Regions from separate parts of the Homo sapiens genome. Here region 1 is linked to region 2. A link is a loop called in an ENCODE intact Hi-C map of the cell type or tissue named here. Cell type or tissue: CD14-positive monocyte. All regions are shown on one strand.

Region 1 (4,000 bases), 140 kb after region 2:
CAGCCCCCACCCTGGGGCTCCTCTGAGCACCAGGGCCCCACCGGGAGCTTCACTGAGTCACCAGGCTTGCCTGCCTCCCCGACCCCAAAGCAGTTCTCCGGGTCTTTCACAAATGTCTTAACCTGGAAACCCCGCCCCCTGGACTCAGGGGTCCCGAGCACCCCTGCGGGCCTTACCTCTGCAGGACCATGGGAGTGGGCAAGGTGTTCTCCGGGGCGCACTGCAACGAGAGTGGGCGGGGGCAGGGCTGGAGAGCAGCTGGGGCCGCCTGGGGCGCTGGGTGGGGTGTCTGGCCAAGGGATGCCATGCCCATCCCATCACCAGGACCCCACCGGAGACCAGGAGTGCACCTGGGTGCCCCGGGAGCCAAGCGCCCACCCCGAGGTCCCTATGGTGAGGCTCCATGTCCCCCTGCCCAGGGAACCCGAGGCTGGGCCAGGCTGAGGCCTGGTGTTACAGGACCCAGTGAGGGTGGGGGCAGAGCCCCAAGCCCCATCTCTCCCGGCTGTTCCCAGCCCAAACCCACCTCCGCCCCCCTCTTAACCCATGGGTCTCTGGATGCTTCTGCAAGGAGATTGGAGGCCCCCAGCCCCTCGCCTGGGGACACAGAGTGACCCCAGCTTCTATTTTTAGTAAATCCTCACTCCCTGGGGTGGCAGCTCAGCTCAGATGACCTCTGGCAGGAGAAACACCCGACTCCTCCTCGACTGGAGGCCACACAGGGAAGGGTGGAGGCACAGCCTGGGCTTGAGACTGACGGCAGGCTAGGCTGGGGTCTATGTGAGCTGGGCTCGCTGCCCGCTTCGCTCCAGCCTGCTGCAGGCTGTGGGTCCCCACCACCCTCCAGGAAGGTTCTCTGAGTAGCTGCTCCTGGGAGCCGCCTGGCTGGCCAGCGGGCACCGTGCACAGGCGGGCGGTGGGGATTTCGGCTGCACCCCTCATCCCAGGGCAGAGCCTGTGCTCTCAAGCCTCAGTGCATCTCAGGGTGTCCAGGCTACACCCTCAGGGCTTCCCATGCTCGCTCTGAGGCCACCCTGCAGCGCCCCCATACCCCTCCTGCCGCCCGTGCGGCTGGTACTCACCCCCTGAACCCAGGGGTGCTGCAGGACTTGGGCGGCACTCAGCCTCTGCTTGGCGTCACGGACCAGCAGCTTGGAGATGAGGTCTTTGGCAGCGCAGGAGATGTGGGCCCAGTCCTTGTCGGGGAACTCGTACTTGCCCTCCTGGATGCTCTCAAACAGCATGTTCTGGGGACATAGAACACAGGGGAGCTTAGACCTGCCCAAGGGCCTGGATACTGTGCACTGACACGTGGCTCCAACCGGACCCCAACCAGGCCCTAGACCAGGCCCTAGACCACGCACGCCTGGGGCAGAGGGGGCTGGGAGCCGGACCAGGAGAGTCAGCTCCACCCAAGTGGAGCTGGATTTACAAAAAAGCAGCTCTGAGGGACCTGGTTCCAGGGACCACAGGCCACAGATGCTGAGCCTTAAGCCGCGGGCAGGGAGCCTGAGCCTGATCCCCCCAAACCAGGGGCCTCACTCCACCTCTCAGCTCTCTGAACCCTGTCTGGGGTTTCCCTTGGGCAGGCAAACCTGAAAAGCCTTCGGGAAACTGGCAGACAGGGCGGCACTGCCCTGTGGATGGCATCAGGGAGTAGGGCACACCGGGCAGGTCCCCAGGGGTTAGGGGGAGTACAGAGTAGGTCCCCGGGGGTCTGGGGAGCACACAGGGCAGGTCCCCGAGGGTTAGGGGGTGGTCAGGGGGCAGGTCCCCTGGACTTAGAGGGTGCGCAGGGCAGGTCCCCTGGGGTTAGGGGGTGTTCAGGGCAGGCCCGGGGGAGGAGGGTGCCCAGGAGAGGAGGGTGCGCGGGCCGCCGCACCTGGCAGGCAGGGCAGGCCTCGCCGCGGTCCCAGCCGCAGTCGCTGCCACAGCGGCCCACGAAGGGCGGGTAGCCGCTGAGTAGGATATACAAGATGACGCCCAGGCTCCACAGGTCGCAGCGCTTGTCGTAGATGCTAGCCTCCTCGCTGAAGGCCTCCACTACCTCCGGGGCCATGTACTCCGCCGAGCCGCACTGCGGGCGGGGGAGGGGCGCGTCAGCCGGGGTTTCCCAGCATTACGTGGGAACCGAGCCCGGGTAACTGCGGGTCACCTGCGCCAGCCGGCTCGGACCCCGCCCCGCCGGGCCCGACCAATCAGCGGCTGCCGGGAACGCGCCCCCGCCCAATCAGCAGGTGCAGAGCTCGCCCCTCCCCCGCCGCGGCCCCGCCCCACCCGGCCAAACACCGACGCGTTGGGGCGCCTGCTCGAGGCCCCGCCGCGACACCCCGCCCAACCAATCAGCGGCTGTTGCTAGGCGGAAGCCCGAGCTCCGCGGCCTGGAGCTGCTGGATGGCCCAGGCTCCGCGAGGTTATGCAACCGCAGAGCAGGCGGCCGAGCCCCCAGCCCTCCCCGCGGGCCCTCACCGGAGTGAGCAGCTCCGGGGTGGAGATAGGGGAGCAGTCCCCGTTGAGTTTGATGCCGCTGCCCAGGTCGAAGTCACAGATCTTCACGGGGGAGACCTGGGAGGGGCCAAAAGGTCCGTGAGCCTGGGGTCCCACGCGGTCCACCCCTCCCGCGGGGCCACCCTGCCGGAACTGGCCTACCTGGTTGGGGTGCTCACAGAGGATGTTTTCCGGCTTTAGGTCCCTGTGGGCGATGCCTGGGGGAGAAGCCACAGAACCACGACGGGGTGAGGGTCTGGAGGTCTTCCAGGAGTCCTTGGCAGGCGGCCCTAGGAGACTCCGGGCGGGGTCACCACCTACCTTTGTTATGCAGAAAGTCCAAGGCGCTGGCCACGTCCTGCACCACCACGCTGGCCTCCAGCTCGTTGAAGTGCCGGCGCTTGTGGATGTGGCTCAGGATGGAGCCTGGGCAGGGCAGGGCAGGGCAGGACAGGGGGAACACGCAGGTCACCTCAAAGTCCCCTCAAGGCCAGCACCCACCTCCACTTTGGCGGGGACGCCCCCACACTGGCTTCCTCCAGCACAAAGGCCTCACCCCTGAGCCACCATTTGGGCAGGACACTCACCCCACAAGCCCCCTCCTGCAGGTGGCACTAGGCCCCCATCCCGTAATACCTCCCAGCTCCCTCCCTCCTCACAGCCTGGAGCCCCCAGGTACCTCCCCGCATCTTCTCAAACACCAGGTAGAAGCGGTCCTCCTCCTCGAAGAACTCAATCAGCTCTAGGACGTTCCTGGGGTGGGGGTGGGGGCAGGAGAGGAGCTGAGGCTTCCTGAGGCCCCTGGGTACCTGCTGCCCGGCCTAGGAGGGGCCCACCCTCTTGGTGCTGGCCTGTCCACCGGAAGCTGGGACTGGGGCAATAGGCCAGCTTCACACTGCCCGCCTGGGGCTGTCAGCCAGCCTGCTTCAGGGAGGGGAATGCAGGGCCTGGGAAACTGGGTGCCCTACAGACGCTTGCTGGGGGTGATGTGGCACTCAGGCCCTTCATCCACTGAAAGACAGCTCAGGCCAGTGCGGTGGCAAGGGTGGCTCACCTACCTGTGTCCCTGGCACTGGTACAGCATCTCCACCTCCCTGAAAACCCTGCTCCGAATGTGGCCTGGCTGCTTCTCAATGATCTGAAACAGGCGAAAGGACACAGCACCTGGGTTGGTGGGACGCTCATAGTCGAGAAGGGGCCAGAAACTCCACTGCCACGGCTGGAATTCACCACACTTAACGCCCTGCAACTCTAGAAAGCAGGGCTCACGCCTGTCATCCCAGCACTTTGGGAGGCCAAGGCGGGTGGATCATGAGGTCAGGAGATTGAGACCATCCTGGCCAACATGGCAAAACCCTGTCTCTACTGAAAATATAAAAATTAGCTGGGTGTGGTGGTACACGCCTGTAATCCCAACTACTTGTGAGGCTGAGGCAGGAGAATCACTTGAACCCGGGAGGTGGAGGTTGCAGGGAGCTGAGATCGCGCCATTGCACTCCAGCATCCTGGTGAC
Region 2 (4,000 bases):
AGATAGAGTCTCACTTTGTCACCCAGGCTGGAGTGCAGTGGCGTGATCTCGGCTCACTGCAACCTCCACCGCCTGGGATCACGCGACTCTTCTGCCACAGCCTTCTGAGTAGCTGGGATTACAGGCGCCCGCCACCAAGCCTGGCTAATTTTTGTATTTTTAGTAGATACAGGGTTTCACCATATTGGCCAGTCTGGTCTCAACTCCTGACCTCAAGTGATCCACCCGCCTTGGCCTCCCAAAGTGCTGGGATTACAGGCGTGAGCCACCGCGCCTGGTCTATTTCTTTTTTTTTTTTTTTGAGATGAAGTCTTGCTCCCTCGCCCAGGCTGGGGTGCAGAGGCACAATCTCGGCTCACTGCAACCTCCGCCTCCCAGGTTCAAGCGATTCTTCTGCCTCAGCCTCCCAAGTAGCTGGGATTACAGGTGCCCGCCAACCACACCTGGCTAATTTTTGTATTTTTAGTAGAGACAGGATTTCACCATGGTGGCCAGGCTGATCTCAAACTCCTGACCTCAGGTTATCCGCCCACCTCGGCCTCCCAAAGTGCTGGGATTACAGGTGTGAGCCACCGCGCCTGGCTGTAATTGCCTCTTAAAGAGAAACAAGTCAGATTGGATTTGGGCGCACCCTCAGGACGTCATTTGAACCTAATAATCTCTTTAAAAAGTCCTGTCTCGGCGGGGGCCAAGCACAGTGGCTCAAGCTTGTAATCCAAATACTTTGAGAGGCCAAGGCAGGAGGATCACTGGTGCCCAGGAGTTTGAGACTAGCGTGGGCAACACAGCAAGACCCCATCTCTACAAAAAAAAAAAAAAATATTTGGTTAGCCAGGTGTCGGGGCACATGCCTGTGGTCTGAGCTACTCCGGAGCCCAATGTGGGAGGATCCCCTGAGCCCAGGAGTTTGAGGCTGTGGTGAGCCGTGATCAGCTCCCACTGCACTCCAGCCTGGGCCACAGAGAGAGACTTCCTATCTCCACGCCAAGTGCCTTAGGTCACGCCTATAATCCCAGCAGTTTGGCAGGCAGAGTGGGAGGATCACTTGAGCCTTACAAGTTCAAGACCAACCCGGGGCTGGGCGCGGTGGCACACGCCTGTAATCCCAGCACTTTGGGAGGCCGAGGTGGGCGAATCACGAGGTTAGGAGATCAAAACCATCCTGGCTAATACGGTGAAACCCCGTCTCTACTAAAAATACAAAAAATTAGCCGGGCGTGGTGGTGGGCGCCTGTAGTCCCAGGTACTCGGGAGGCTGAGGCAGGAGAATGGCGTGAACCCGGGAGGTGGAGCTTGCAGTGAGCTGAGATCACGCCTCTGCACTCCAGCCTGGACCACAGAGCGAGACTCTGTCTCAAAAAAATAAAAAAAAAATAGCCGGGGGTGGTGTCGGGAAGCTGAGGCAGGAGAATGGCGTGAACGCAGGAGGCGGAGCTTGCAGTGAGCCAAGATCATGCCACTGCACTCCTAGGCGACAGAGCGAGACTCCATCTCAAAAAAAAAAAAAAAAAAAAAAAAAAAAAAAAAGACCAGCCTGGGCAACTAAGAGAGACCTCTGTCTCTGCAAAAAAAAAAAAAAAATTTTTTTTTTGAGACGGAGTCTGGCACTGTCACCCAGGCTGGAATGCATTGGCGTGATCTCAGGGTTCACGCCATTCTCCTGCCTCAGCCCCCCGGATAGCTGGATTACAGGCGCCCACCACCACACCCGGCTAATTTTTTGTATATTTAGTAGAGACGGGGTTTCACCGTGTTAGCCAGGGTGGTCTCGATCTCCTGACCTCGTGATCCACCTGCCTCGGCCTCCCAAAGTGCTGGGATTACAGGCGTGAGCCACCGCACCCGGGTGACACTCCATTTTTGACCCCAGTGTTAGCACAGAGCTTTTAAACTTCCGCACTGCTGATGAGGGAGTGTGATTGTTCTCTGTTACCAGCACTGTCTCCCGCCCACCGGAGCCGAGTGTGGTGGGTGTGGACCTTCTGGGAAAGGGTGTAAACACGTGCTTAGATCCGGCCGGAAGCCCCGTGACCGGGGTGCAGCTGCCTTTGGTCAGTAGGTGGCAACCGTGTCCGCTTGATTTTGGGAGGGTCCGAGAGGCTGGTGCAGGGCTCCCAGGAGAGGCGGGGGCGATCCCACTTGCCTTGCCAGGATAACAGCAACAAGGGCTGCCCACGTGCATGCTGGGCAATAGGGATACCGCAGAGAATGAAAGTCCAGCCCTAGCAGGGCAGCAAGACCTCGACTCTACAAAAATTTCAACCACAACAAAAATTAGCTGGGCGTGACGGAACACATCTGTGGTCCCAGCTACATGGGAGGCTGAGGTGGGAGGATCGCTTGAGCCCGGGTGGCAAAGGCCACAGTGAGCTATGACTGCACAACTGCACTCCAGCCTGGGTGACAGAGGCAGATCTTGTCTCAAAAAAAAAAAAAAAAACAAAAAACAAAACAAAAACACCAAGGCCAGGCACGGTGGCTCATGCCTGTAATCCTAGCACTTTAGGTGGCTGAGGCGGGAGGATCACCTGAGATCAGGAGTTCCAGACCAGCCTGGCCATCACAGCGAACTCCCATCTCTACTAAAAATCCAAAAATTAGCCAGGTGTGGTGGCAGGCACCTGTAATTGCAACTACTCAGGAGGCTGAGGCACAAGAATCGCTTGAACCCGGGAGGCGAAGGTTGCAGTGAACCGAGATGTCACTGCACTCCAGCCTGGGGGACAGAGTGAGACTCCATCTCAAAAACAAAACAAAAAACACCAAAACGTCCTGTCCTGGTGGAGGTGAAATAAATGAGACATCCTTGGCCGGGCGCTGTGGCTCACGCCTGTAATTCCAACAATTTGGGAGGCCAGGCGGGTGGATCATGAGGTGAGACCGAGACCATCCTGGCTAACATGGTGAAACCCCGTCTATACTAAAAATACAAAAGTTAGCTAGGCGTGGTGGCAGGCATCTGTAATCCCAGCTACTTGGGAGGCTGAGGCATGAGAATCGCTTGAACCCGGGAAGCACAGGTAGCAGTGAGCTGAGATCGTGCCACTGCACTCCAGCCTGGGAGACAGAGCGAGACTCCGTCTCGAAAAAATATATGTATAGCCAGGCGTGGTGGCTCACGCCTGTAATTCCAGCACTTTGGGAGGCCGAGGCGGGCGGATCGCTAGGTCAGGAGATCAAGACCATCCTGGCTAATGTGGTGAAACCCCATCTCTACTAAAACTATAAAACAATTAGCCGGGCGTGGTGGCGGGCACCTGCAGTCCCAGCTACTCAGGAGGCTGAGGCAGGAGAATCGCTTGAACCTGGGAGGCGGAGGTTGCACTGAGCCAAGATTATGCCACTGCACTCCAGCCTGGGTGACAGAGCGAGAGTCCGTCTCAAAACAAACAAACAAACAAATCAGAAAGTTAATGGGATGCTGACGCAAAGAAACAAGCTGAACAAGGTGGTGACAGGGAAGTTGATACTGATTTTGGCCTCAGCCATGTGGAAACAGACAGAGGGTCTTGCGGGGAACTCCTCTCCTTTTTTGGACGCATTCCTGTTTTGTTTTGTTTTGTTTTGTTTTTTTAACTTTCTTAATTTTTTTCAGTTTTCGTCACACTTTGTCTAATACTATTTCTTTTTTGTTTTTGAGACAGAGTTTCGCTCTTGTTGCCCAGGCTGGAGTACAGTGGCACAATCTCAGCTCACTGCATCCTCTGCCTCCCAGGTTCAAGTGATTCTCCTGCCTCAGCCTCCCGAGTAGCTGGGACTACAGGTGCCCGCCACCACGCCCGGCTAATTTTGTATTTTTAGTAGAGACAGGGTTTTTCCATGTTGGCCAGGCTGGTCTCAAACTGATCTCATGATCCGCCTGCCTCGGCCTCCCAAAGTGCTGGGATTACAGACATGAGCCACCACGCCCTGCCTAAAATATTTGTTTTCATAATTAAAAACATTGTTTCTTAGCCAGGCCCTGTGGCTCATGCCTATAATCTTAGGACTTTGATTTTTT

The links. A loop is a pair of places that touch in the nucleus more often than their neighbours do. Peaks named below come from ENCODE experiments on the same cell type or tissue, not always from the same donor. Only the 100,000 strongest peaks of a DNase experiment are listed, where the experiment ranks them.
Region 1: a loop joins it to region 2, with 1.8 times the contacts of the local background. A loop is called at or near these places in 2 of 110 quality-filtered maps.

The regions. Positions count from the first base shown.
Region 1 is chr19:2,039,958-2,043,957 of GRCh38, forward strand. It overlaps MKNK2 (MAPK interacting serine/threonine kinase 2), which reads right to left. Exons shown (of 14, transcript NM_199054.3): 6 at 3,546-3,625; 7 at 3,167-3,240; 8 at 2,809-2,913; 9 at 2,650-2,705; 10 at 2,470-2,565; 11 at 1,883-2,077; 12 at 1,083-1,247; 13 at 177-220. Among named protein-coding and RNA genes, the nearest start is that of MKNK2, 9.3 kb to the right of the region's middle. RefSeq lists a silencer at 2,011-2,480. In CD14-positive monocyte, no CTCF peak of the experiment used is centred here; a DNase peak (open chromatin) is centred at 2,204; H3K4me3 peaks cover 1,693 bases; H3K27ac peaks cover 3,670 bases.
Region 2 is chr19:1,895,743-1,899,742 of GRCh38, forward strand. No RefSeq gene overlaps it. Among named protein-coding and RNA genes, the nearest start is that of ADAT3, 7.7 kb to the right of the region's middle. RefSeq lists enhancers at 1,577-1,706, 1,714-2,409, 1,848-2,142 and a silencer at 3,214-3,386. In CD14-positive monocyte, CTCF peaks have their summits at 2,070 (motif pointing right) and 2,270; DNase peaks (open chromatin) are centred at 89 and 1,979; H3K4me3 peaks cover 2,050 bases; H3K27ac peaks cover 2,850 bases.